Linked DNA regions of Homo sapiens: region 2 is linked to region 1. A link is a loop called in an ENCODE intact Hi-C map of the cell type or tissue named here. Cell type or tissue: heart left ventricle. All regions are shown on one strand. Links, peaks and the distances in the headings refer to the core of each region. The heading gives the core; the rest is flanking DNA. Region 1 has its middle 29 kb from the start of MOB2. Region 2 holds the start of LOC124902606 (a long non-coding RNA gene).

What was found. Hi-C counts contacts between places; a loop is a spot of excess contacts. Peaks named below come from ENCODE experiments on the same cell type or tissue, not always from the same donor. Only the 100,000 strongest peaks of a DNase experiment are listed, where the experiment ranks them.
Region 2: it touches region 1 in a loop (3-fold over the local background); 6 of 110 quality-filtered maps call a loop at or near these places.

What each region holds. Positions count from the first base shown.
Region 1 is chr11:1,512,904-1,518,266 of GRCh38, reverse strand. No RefSeq gene overlaps it. Among named protein-coding and RNA genes, the nearest start is that of MOB2, 29 kb to the right of the region's middle. RefSeq lists a silencer at 2,512-2,701 and enhancers at 4,203-4,702, 4,703-5,204. In heart left ventricle, for the core only: CTCF peaks have their summits at 2,348 and 2,582 (motif pointing right); DNase peaks (open chromatin) are centred at 936, 2,596 and 3,566.
Region 2 is chr11:1,333,527-1,338,889 of GRCh38, reverse strand. LOC124902606 (a long non-coding RNA gene) reads left to right here and starts at 2,193. Exons shown (of 2, transcript XR_007062545.1): 1 at 2,193-2,385; 2 at 2,650-5,363. In heart left ventricle, for the core only: no CTCF peak of the experiment used is centred there; DNase peaks (open chromatin) are centred at 1,599, 1,633 and 2,259; H3K4me3 peaks cover 1,769 bases; H3K27ac peaks cover 228 bases.

The DNA of each region.
Region 1 (5,363 bases), core at 151-5,150:
TGAGGTGAGTCATGGAGGGCAGTGTCCCTCTGCATCCTGTCTGGGGTTGTCAAATATGGCCAAGTGGGCTCCATCGGGGCAGCGGGTGGGGTGGGGGGTGTCTGTCAGAGCAGGCAGCATCTTCCTACTGTCCCCAGACCCTTGTTTCTCAGCCACCTCCTTTCTCTGTGGTTATGTGGCTAGTTAGGCCTATAGCTGTGACATCAGGCAGAGTCACAGTGGGCACAGTGCTGGCACAGGTGCTGCCGTGACCAGCCCTGGAGTTCCGACTGTCCCCCTGCTCACCGCCACACCCTGCAGGGCGCTTACCGTGACCCTGTTATGTAGGTGGCAAAATGGAGGGACAAAGTGATAGGAGCCTGCCTGAAGAACTGAGAGGTGGGAGTTGCGTCTGGCCCAGCTGTGCTCGACCCCCTTCCAGGGTGCTCTGGCCGATAACGGAGGGAATTGACAAGCCTCACTCTGGGGAGGGAGGTGGTGGAGATGGCGGCCGGGAGTCCCTGAGCAGTTGTGGTGGGGCATCGTCTGTGGAGAGATGGCAGGCGTTGGGGGCGCCTCTCAGAGGCAGACACGGTACCTGTGTCAGACATCTCTGGACACAGTGAACTGGAGGTGAGCTGTCTGGTATACCCTGAGCGTGCTGCCTGGGGGAGCCAGAGGTGGGGGTAGCGGTGACAACAGGAAGAGCTGGTGCGAGAGAGAAGGAGCTGGAAGGAGCTGTGACGGGTGGCTGCAGGGGAGGCCATGATCAGCCTCCACAGGTGCCTGCCCTGTGTTACAGGGATGGGAATTGAGGACACGGCCAGCTGAGGGTGGCCTCAGCCAGAGCTGTTTGTGGCATGGCGGAGGGTGGTGGAGAAGGAGAGGCAGGGGGTTGAACCCCCAGAAGGTGAGGGGGTGGAGCCGGCACATGAGGGTAGCGTGTACCCATTGTGGCTCTGGAGGGCCGGAGAGTGCTGCTGGCCGGGGAGGTGGGGCCGGGCAGCCTGGCCCCTGGGCACTCTCTGCCCTTTGCATCCTCTCCAGTGAGCCTGGGGTCGTCCTGGAACGGGGGCCACAGAGGCTGGGCACTGGCCCAACTGTCCTGGGGGGGCTTGTTGTGGCTCTGTGTTTTATTTTTTGGTTTATGTAATGTTTTTCTTCATCGTTGGAAGAGAGACTATAAAAGTAAAGTCACATGCTTCACCTTACAGTGGTGAAAAGTAGCACTGAAGCCTCCATCCCTCCCCACAGGGGCCTGTGTGCTAGACCGGGACATGCCTGTCTTCCTTTCTTTGTCTGAAACAAAAATGGGTTCCTCCTCTGTTCTGGATCCTGCCTAACGGCATCCCCTGCAGGCTCTGCATTTGAACGCAGCCCTGCTGCAAACAGGACTGGACTCCGATTTCTCTCTCCTTTCTGCCTGTTTGTGGCGGTCCACTCCACCCCACCGTGCAGTGCTCAAGCAGCAGGGCCCGCACTGGCTCGTCTCTCCCTTGCTTGTGTCTAAGAACGGGCACCCGTTCCCCCTCTGGCCTGATAGGTTTCACCACTGTCTAAGTGTCCCCTTCCCCTACAGGGCAGGTGCCACTCTTTCCCTGCCCCCCGCTCCATCAGTGGCATGTGGAGGTTTCACCACTGTCTAACTGTCCCCTTCCCCTACAGGGCGGGTGCCAGTCTTTCCCTGCCCCCCACTCCATCAGCGGCATGTGGTTTCACATGCATCAGGCTGCTCTGTTTATTGGTGAGGCCGAGCATATTTCGTGTCCTCATTACCAGCCGTCTCCTGTGATTTGCTTACCATGGCCTCAGGATGCCGTGCTTCTGATTCATGTGGCCACCGCTGAGCAGTGGGTGTTTTGGGTACTGCCCTGGGGCTGATAGGAGGGGGATGACAGTCAGACCTAGAGAGACCTAGAAAGCAGCCAGTACTTGGCACCTTCTGTTTGCACAGCTAGAAGATTCAGCTTCTTCATGGCCACTCGGAGCAGAGCTTGCCATAGAAGTGCCTTTTTTCTCGTCACCTTGGTTCTGTTAATTTTGAAGATGATTGCCCAAATGGTGTGTTCAGAAGCACTCGGGTCACTGCTGCCCCTGTTGGTGTGGACACTCCTTTTGGGCAGCTGGGAGGTGACTTTGCTGGTCTTGCCATGCCCAGGAGCATCCAGGGGTGTCCAGGGGCTGGTGTTGGATTCCCCGGGGAGGGCCACAATCTTCTACCTGCTCAGGACATGCTGGAGGTCAGCATTCCCATTTTATAGGTGGGAAAATGCAGAGAGGTGATGTCACTGGCCAGGGCCCTGCAGCTGGGAATTGAGCCCAGGCCGTCTGGCTGATAAGTGGCAGCCTCCTCTGCTCCAAAGCCCCTCGTGCCTCTGTGAAGGCTGTGCCTCTGAGGAAGGTCCAGGCAGATCCCCTTCTCTGCTTCCAGGAGCGCCCCTGAGGCCGGTAATTCCTGGAGGGCCAAGGAGTGCAGGTGTGGAGAATGGGCGCCAAGGACCCTGCCAGGGCTGAGGGAGAGAGAGGGGCCTCCTCTAGGACTTGGGGACTAGATGGACCACTGCCGTGGGAATGCAGTGCCGCGGAGGCCGAGCCAGTCTCCACCAGAGGGCGCTGCTGGCCACTCGGAGGGAGCCGGGCGCTGGGCAGGGACTGCCGTTGGCCCAGCCTGCTCGGTCCTGGCTGTGAGCATAGTGGTTGGGGTTTCGCTCTGGAGCCCCGACCACGTTAGTGTGACTCCCTCTGTGAGGTCTCTCGTGTTGCTGGGGGGTCGAGCCGGTGAGCACCGGGGAATGCACCAGCTACCTGGGGCAGAACAGGAATGGGGTGCCAGTGCTACGCAGCACACATGTGTGCACACGTGCCTGAGGAACTAGACATCCAGGGCTGTCCCTTTATCAGGCATGTGGTGCAGCCGCGGCGGGAGAGCTTGTGTGCTCACCTGAGTCGGCGCCGGCTGGCATCAGTGCCTTCGCCTCTGACCGTGAGCAAAGGTATTGTCTTAGTTGAACCCCTCTGTCCTGTTTACTTTAACCTCCCCACCCTAGTGCTGGAGTCTTGTGTGAGGGCCTTCTGGCACCTCCCAGGTCGAGGGCCCGGGATTGGTTCCCCTCCCGAGCTCCAAGCCCTGGAGGCAGGTAGTACCCATGCCTGGTTCCGTGCCCAGCTCATGATGGGAGCCAGTGTTTGAGTACCTTTTCTGAAGGGGGCACTGGGAGGAGGTCTGCGTTTCCCCCAGGGTCGACCTTGGTTTAAGTGTTCACTTGTCGAGGTCTCTCTGAAGGTTGTGCCCTGCTCAAGGGCTGCTGTCCACCGCTGTCCCCACTCTCACGGTACGTGGGGACCTGGAGCCGGTCACTGCCGAGATTGGGGCTCCCTGTGGCTCTCCCCGTCGGGGTGGGACTCTCCGAACCTCACGAGCTCATTCCACGGTTATTGCCATTAGACGCATGGCTGAGCTTGCATGCAGGCGTGGACTTGGGCCAGCACACTCTGTGCTGTGGCTCAGAGCTCCTGCTTGGCGGGACTCCTCATCAGTCCGCTGTGTGAAGAGAGAAGCGGTGTGGGTGTCGCTCAGCAGCTGTGGTTGGGGGCCTCTGGGAAGGACAAGCGCCGTGGCCTGCGGTGATGAAGGGCTCCGCGTCATGGTGCACTTGTGTTCCCTGGGTGCTCCCGTCCCACTAGGATGCTGAAGAGCAGAGAGACAGGGCTCTGGCTGATGAGCACCAGTGAGCCTCTGTGCTGGCCCTGCTTCTCGACCCCACTTGGATAAGCGCCCAGGGAGTTTCGGAGAGGCAGAAATCTGCAGGAGCAGAGAGTGCAGAGGAGACGAGAGCAGACACATTTTGGAAGTTGGAAAGCTGAGGGTCGGGTGGAATGAACGCAAACTCAGGAAAGCTGAAATCTGACCAGCAGGGGAAGTGTTTTCACTGAGAAACTGTGGATGGCTCCCATGGAGTCTGGGAGCCCCTTGGATGGTGGAGCTGAAGACAGCAGAGCTGGTCTGGAGGCTGGAGGTGTGTTTAGAAGCAGCTGGACACCCCATTCATGTCTGATCTGTGTCTGGAGGATTAGTCCGAGCACGTGGGATCATAGCACTGTCCGCTGAGACCCAGGCGTAGTGGAGGGCATCATCCTGCACATGAAGCCTTGACAGCTTTCCACATCCACCAGGGAGGTCCCCTTCTGCCCCTCCCACACCGGGTCCTCAGGACCCCAGCAGCTGAGGTCCACCCTCCAGCAGAGAATGGGAGTCTCCTCAGCCAAGAGAAAAAACCCTTGGGCACTGGGAGTGGGGAGGAGGGGCCACCCATGTCCCTTAGTGTTCTGAAATGTCAGTGTGTTCCCTGATGTGGCCTCTGCATTCAATGACGTGGATGCTGGGTGAGTCCCTTCAATCTGGTAAGTCGTTTCCTGTGATGCTGGAAAGGTGTTGAATACAGCCAGACTCCCCCAGCGAAGCCCCCTCCGTGCACCTAGAGCCATCAGTGAGCTTTGCAGTGCCTCCTGCCACATGTGATGTGAGGGGGCAGGGGTCACCAGATAGACCAAAGCAGATGAAAAAGCAGGAAGCCAGCCCAAACCAAAGAGTAAAGCATAGCGTTCGTGGGTCTCCTCAGAGTTGTAAAGACCACGTAGCAAGAGCAGACTTGTACAGAAAGGAGCGTCCGGTGCACAGCAAAGAGTGCCTGAGAGAGGAGGATCGGACAGCCAGTGAGGTGTGGGAGATGGTGCTGCGCGCCCTTCCCAGCAGGCCGACTGCGCAGGGCGGGTATCAGGCATGGACACCAGGAGCACAAAGGTACGGAAACCGAGCATCAGGCAGGGGTCACTGTAGCTTGGTAGGAGTTCCAGGAAGAGCAGGAAACAGAAGGGAGGAAATCACCAAAGGAACGCCACAGTTGTCCAGAAATGAATTCACAGATGAAATGGGCTCACACAGTGTCCAATGCAGTGAATGAAAAGGCGACACCAGAAGACACCAGGGATAAAGAGCATATTTTTACAACTTCCAGAGAGAAGAACAAAGCAAAACAAAACCCCTTCGTCTGTTTGTGCCGCTGAAACAATACCTGAGACTGAGTGGTTTACAGAGAACAGAGGTTTATTTCTTACAGTTTGGAGGTTTGGAATTCCAAGATGGAGGGTCCCATGTCTGGCAAGAGCCTTTGTGCAGTGTCACCTCGTGGGGAGAGGTGGAAGGGCAAGAGGTGGAACTCACAGCCCCAAGCCCTTTCAGAATCACATTAATCCATTCCTAGGGCAGAGCATCCCGCATCCCTAATCACCCCCCACCAGGCCCCACCTCCCAGCCCCACCCCTAATCACCGCCCACCAGGCCCCACCTCCCAGCCCCACCCCTAATCACCGCCCACCAGGCCCCA
Region 2 (5,363 bases), core at 273-5,272, 180 kb after region 1:
GCTGGAGGCCGGGCAGCTCCAGAACCATCCACCGTGGCCCGGGCCCCCCACCCCCGTGGGACTCTGCCAGCGATCACGACCGGAGTCTTGGTGCTGGGGATGCCTCCGGGACTTGGACAACCTCCAGCCTGGGACACACCTTGTATGAGCCCATTCTCACGCTGCTATCAAGAAAACCCAAGACTGGGTAATTTATAAAGAAAGAGGTTTAATTGACTCGCAGTTCTGCATGGCTGGGGAGGCCTCAGGAAACTTACAATCATGGCGGAAGACACCTCTTCACAGGGTGGCAGGACAGAGAATGTGTGCTGAACGGAGGGAGAAGGCCCCACGGGGATACTCACTCGTTATCACGGGAACAGCATGGGGGACCCGACCGCATGATCCAGTCACCTCCACCTGGTCCCGAGATTGACACGTGGGGATTATGGGGATTACAATTCAACCTGAGATTTGGGTGGGGACCCAGAGCCAAACCATATCACACCTGGAACAGGGGCGAGGAACTGAAAGGGGGTCTCTGGAGGACCAGCAGATGGAGGATGCAGAGAGGTGGAGGAGATGGGGGACCAGAAAGGATGGAGGACGGGGAGGGGTGCAGGAGACGGGCCTCCTGCAGGCTGAGCTGGGGAAGAGGCCAGGGCCCGGAAAAGGACAAGAGAGACAGAGATGAGCAGCACGTGGGGTGAAGGGGTGGAGGGGCCCAGGCCCAGGGGAGAGACAGAGAAAGGACAGAGAGATACGGAGAACAGAGACAGAAAACAGAGAGAGACAGAGAACAGAGAGAGACAGAGAACAGAGAGAGACAGAAAGAGATAGAGAGAAACAAGAGTAATGAGAGATAGAGGCAGAGATGAGAGAGACACAGAGAGACAGAAATAGAGAGAGACAAAAGATAAAGAGATAGAGACGGAGAGACAAAGAAGAGACAGAGAGAGACCAGGAGGAGAAGAGAGATTGGCAGAGGAGACTCAGGGGCTGGCAGGTGAACCTGGGAGGGGCGGCTCTGGTGAAGAAGGGAGTGAGGAGGTCTGAAGCCGGTTGCCCCGTGAATCTGAATTTCGCGAGTGTCCCGGGAGCCCCTCCGTGGCCGCCTCTGTCCCCCGGAGGCGCCCCCCAGGCCCTGGGGTCCCTCCCCGCGGTGGCTCCGGGGACAGGACCGCGCCCTCCACGGAGCCGCCATATGGCCGCGGGGACTTCCAGGGGGCAGCGGCCCCGCGGGGACTCGGGTGGGACTTCGGGGCCTCCCACCCTCCCTCTTTTTAACGTTTGTCAGATAAGATGACGCGGAATGAAAAGCGCGCTTGGAACGGAGCGGCCGTGGCCGGTGGGCTGGGAAGACCCCCGCGAGGGGAAGAAGCGAGCGCGCCCCCCGCCCCCGCCTCGGGCCCCCGGGAAGGCGGCGCAGCCACTGGGGAGTCTCAGTGCCAGGCGGCTCCGTGTCGCGTCTCTGCCCCGCGTTTCTGAGGCTCCAAGCTGCCGGGGGAGCTGGGGGTGGCTTCCGAACACGCCGAGCGGAGCCTCGCGGCCTCCGAGGGACCCCGTGCGAGGCGCCATTCCCAGCCGGGGACAAGGGGCTGTGCGGGGCTGGGGGCTCCGAGGCCGCGCGCTCCCGGGAGTGCCAGGCGGTGGTGGGGCCGCGGCTCCGGGGGATCGGGCTAGGGAGGGACGGGGACCCCCGGGCGGCGGCGACACCTCTTCCTGGAGAAGCGGGAGCGCGAGGCGGGGGCCGGACAGGTCTCACCTTCTCCATCCCGCTGTCCGCGCGTCTCATCCGCACCTGGAGGGCGCGTCTCCCACCGCGGGCGGGGCGGGCTGGACGCGGGGCCTGGGAGGGGGGAAGACGCAGGATCAGCGGCAGCGCGAACCCACAGCCCTGCAGGGTCCCCGCGCCTGGGCACGGACGCGTTTCGCACAGGAGGAGGCTCTAGCGTAAGCGCCGGGAGCGCTCGGAGCCCGGGCCATCTCGAGACACCTGAGGGCCTGGGGTGAGCCCAGCGCCCCACGACCCCTACCTTGTCCCCATCCCCCCGCCCCCCGCCCTCCACGCCCCGCCCCCCCGCCCTCCACGCCCCGCCCCCACGCCCCGCCCCCGCCCCCACGCCCCGCCCCCGCCCTCCACGCCCCGCCCCCCGCCCTCCACGCCCCGCCCCCCCGCCCTCCACGCCCCGCCCCCCCGCCCGCCCCGCCCCGCCCCGCCCTCGCCGGGCGCCCGCGTGGCGGGAACTCAGGAACGCGCCGCCGTCCCGCTGCTTCTCAGGGCTGAGCCAGGGACGCTTTGTCTTCGCGTCTGAATGACGGATTGACGGCCGTTTGCAGCGGCTCTGAAGCGAGTGCGGACGGTCTTAGGACGGTTTCCCTGACGGATGCGCTTCCGGGGGAGAAGTGAGGGGGGCACGGGGCGGTACTGGGGGCCCAGGGCCAAAGACGGGGAAGCAAGCGGCCTCTGGGGAGTGGTGGGCGGTGAGCAGCGGGGCGGGGGGGTGCACGCCGGTGGGAGAGGGCAGGGGAGGTGGGAGGAGGGAGGAGGGTGGGAGAGAGGGCGGGGGAGGGGGGAGGACGGCGGGGGAGGACCCCGGGATGGGAGCCGACACCCACAAGCCCCAGGTCCCTGGCCCAGCCTCACCCCAGGCGTCCATTCGTCCACAGCCAGGAGAGACACACAACATCGCCTGGGGCCACCTGCCCGAAGGTGCCCGGGAACACCCACGAAAACACAGAAACCTGGGCTTCGTTATGCAGGAGTTTTGTTCCTGAAGATGGCATTGCTTGCGACCTCCCTCCCCACCCCACTCCTTTCTCCGGGAACATGAACGTCTCTGGATTTCTCAATCTCTGAATTTGCCAACACCACGAAAATTCACACCCGATGCTTTGCAAGAGCTGCTATTTATAGGAGCGCTGGGTTTCAGTGGCTTCTCTCCAGAGTTGCAAAGTCACTCTCTAATGCAGCTGTTTCATCAGGCACCGCCCCGTGTCCTGGGCATCTGGTCTTTTTACATTCCTTTGGGTGCACCCATAATATTCTACTGGGGGCCGGAAGAGAGAATTTTGGGCTCCAATTTAGCTTCATCATGCAGAATCGACCTTCCTTTTACAAACTCATCCAGCCATCCACTCACTGTTTGTGTGAACTCAGCAAGTTACTGAACCCCCCAGGCTCAGTTTCCCCATTTGTAAGATGGGGCCGAGCAGCCCTTATGACGAGTCCGGGGAATTGTGAAGTCCCCGGTGCATGAATGTCACCGCGAATGTTGGCTGTATGATCACCAGTCACTCAGCAGCACTTGTGTGCACCTGCATGGGGGCCCCGGGCCCACCAGACTCGGAGGTGACCAATCTCAGTGCTGGTGAGAAGGGCTATGACAGGGGCCCTCCAGGGCACTGGCCCTGAGCCCACATCCCAGGCAGCAGTTAAAGCTGCCAAGGAGAGTGAAAAAAGCCACCCAGGAGCAACCCAGGGCTGGGTCTTGATGGGATGAATAGGAGTTTTCCAGGTAGAAGGTGGGGGAGAGGGACTCGTATGCAGTGGAGTCAGGAGTCATTCTCAGGGACAGGTGGAGTGCAGTGGTCTCTAGGAAGAGACAGGTGCCTCATACCACATAGAACAATTAGTTTAAAGTGGGTTAAAGACCTAGATGTAGAAATTCAAACTATAAATCACTGAGAAGACATGGGGTGAATCTTTTTGAGCTTGGTTTACTTAGATATGACCCAAAAAGCACAGAAACAAAAGAAAAAGATAGATAAACTGAATTCCTCAAAATCAACAAATTTTGTGCTTCAAAGGACACCATCAAGAAAACCAAAAAACAATCTGCAAAATGGGAGAACATATTTGCAAATCACTTGTCTATAAGAGACTTGTATCTGGCATATATAAAGGGGGTTATATTACACAAAGAACAATTGCAACTTGACAACGAAAAGACAAGCAGCTCAATTAAAAAATGGCAAAGGGGCCAGGCGCAGCGGCTCACGCCTGCAATCCCAGCACTTTGGGAGGCTGAGGCGGGCGAATCATGAGGTCAGGAGATCGAGACCATCCTGGCTAACACGGTGAAACCCTGTCTCTACTAAAAATACAAAAAAAATTAGCCACACATGGTGGCGGGCGCCTGTAGTCCCAGCTATTTGGGAGGCTGAGGCAGGAGAATGGCGTGAACCCGGGAGGCGGAGCTTGCAGTGAGCTGAGATCGCACCACTGCACTCCAGCCTGGGTGACAGTGTGAGACTCTGTCAAAAAAAAAGCAAAGGATATGAGTAGACATTTCTCCAAGCTGATGCACAAATGACTGATCAACACAAAAACATGCTCCACATAAGTAGCCCTCAGGGAAATGCACCCACTAGGGTGGCTACAATCTCTATTAATAATTTTGTTTAACTGGAAAACAGCAAGTGTTGGTGGGGATGTGGAGAAATTGGAAACTTCATTCATCGCTGGAGGGAATGTAACATGGTGCGGACACCGTGGAAAACAGTCGGGCAGTTGTTCCAAACGTTACACAGAGTTGTCACATGACCCAGCAATTCTGCTCCCACATATATGCCCAAGAGAACTGAAAGTGTGTCCACATTAAAAACCTGTCCACAAATGTTCATAGCAGCATTATTAATAATACCCCGATGTGAAATTAACCTACATGTCCATCAACTGATGAAACATGGGCTGCATCCATCCAACGGAATATTATCCGGCCATAAAAAGGAATGACATCGAGTTGAAGGCAGGGTCTTGAGGAGATATTTGCACACCCATGTTGCATGTTCATTGCAGCATCATTCATGAGAACTGAGAGGTGGAGGAACCCTGTGCGCTGAAATTGGGGCTGGCCGAGCCAGGTAGGAGGTGGACAGGCTCCCTGGCGGCTCTCCAGGGACGTCCTTCAGGGACAGCTTCGAGGACGTCCCATGAGCAGTGCCCATGTGGTCAAGGGCTTCAGTACCCGGCAGCAGCTCTCAGCCACCTTGACCATGAGCAAGGAGAGGACATATCTGGTGCCTCAAAAGAACATCTTTGCCTAAAGCTCATCTGGGAGAGAGAGCAAGCAGACTGCAAATTTCTGAAACTGCTTGAACCAAGTGCATGAATTTGGTGCATCCTGAAGTCCCTCTGCCCAGAGAGGGCTGCTAGTCTGTGCATGGCAGGATGGACCGCTGCTCTGAGTCACCTTTGCTGAGCAGCCAAGGCTGGGCTTCCCTTGGAATTGCTTCCGGAATGAGATATTCAGGGCCAGTCCTTGGCTGTAGTTTCTAGACTTCTCCTCGACAGGGCAGCTCCTTGGTGCAGCTCCTGCTGCACTGCTGGCCCCGGTCTGGCTCTCTTGGTGGCTGTGGCCACCCGTGCCATTGCATGGTCC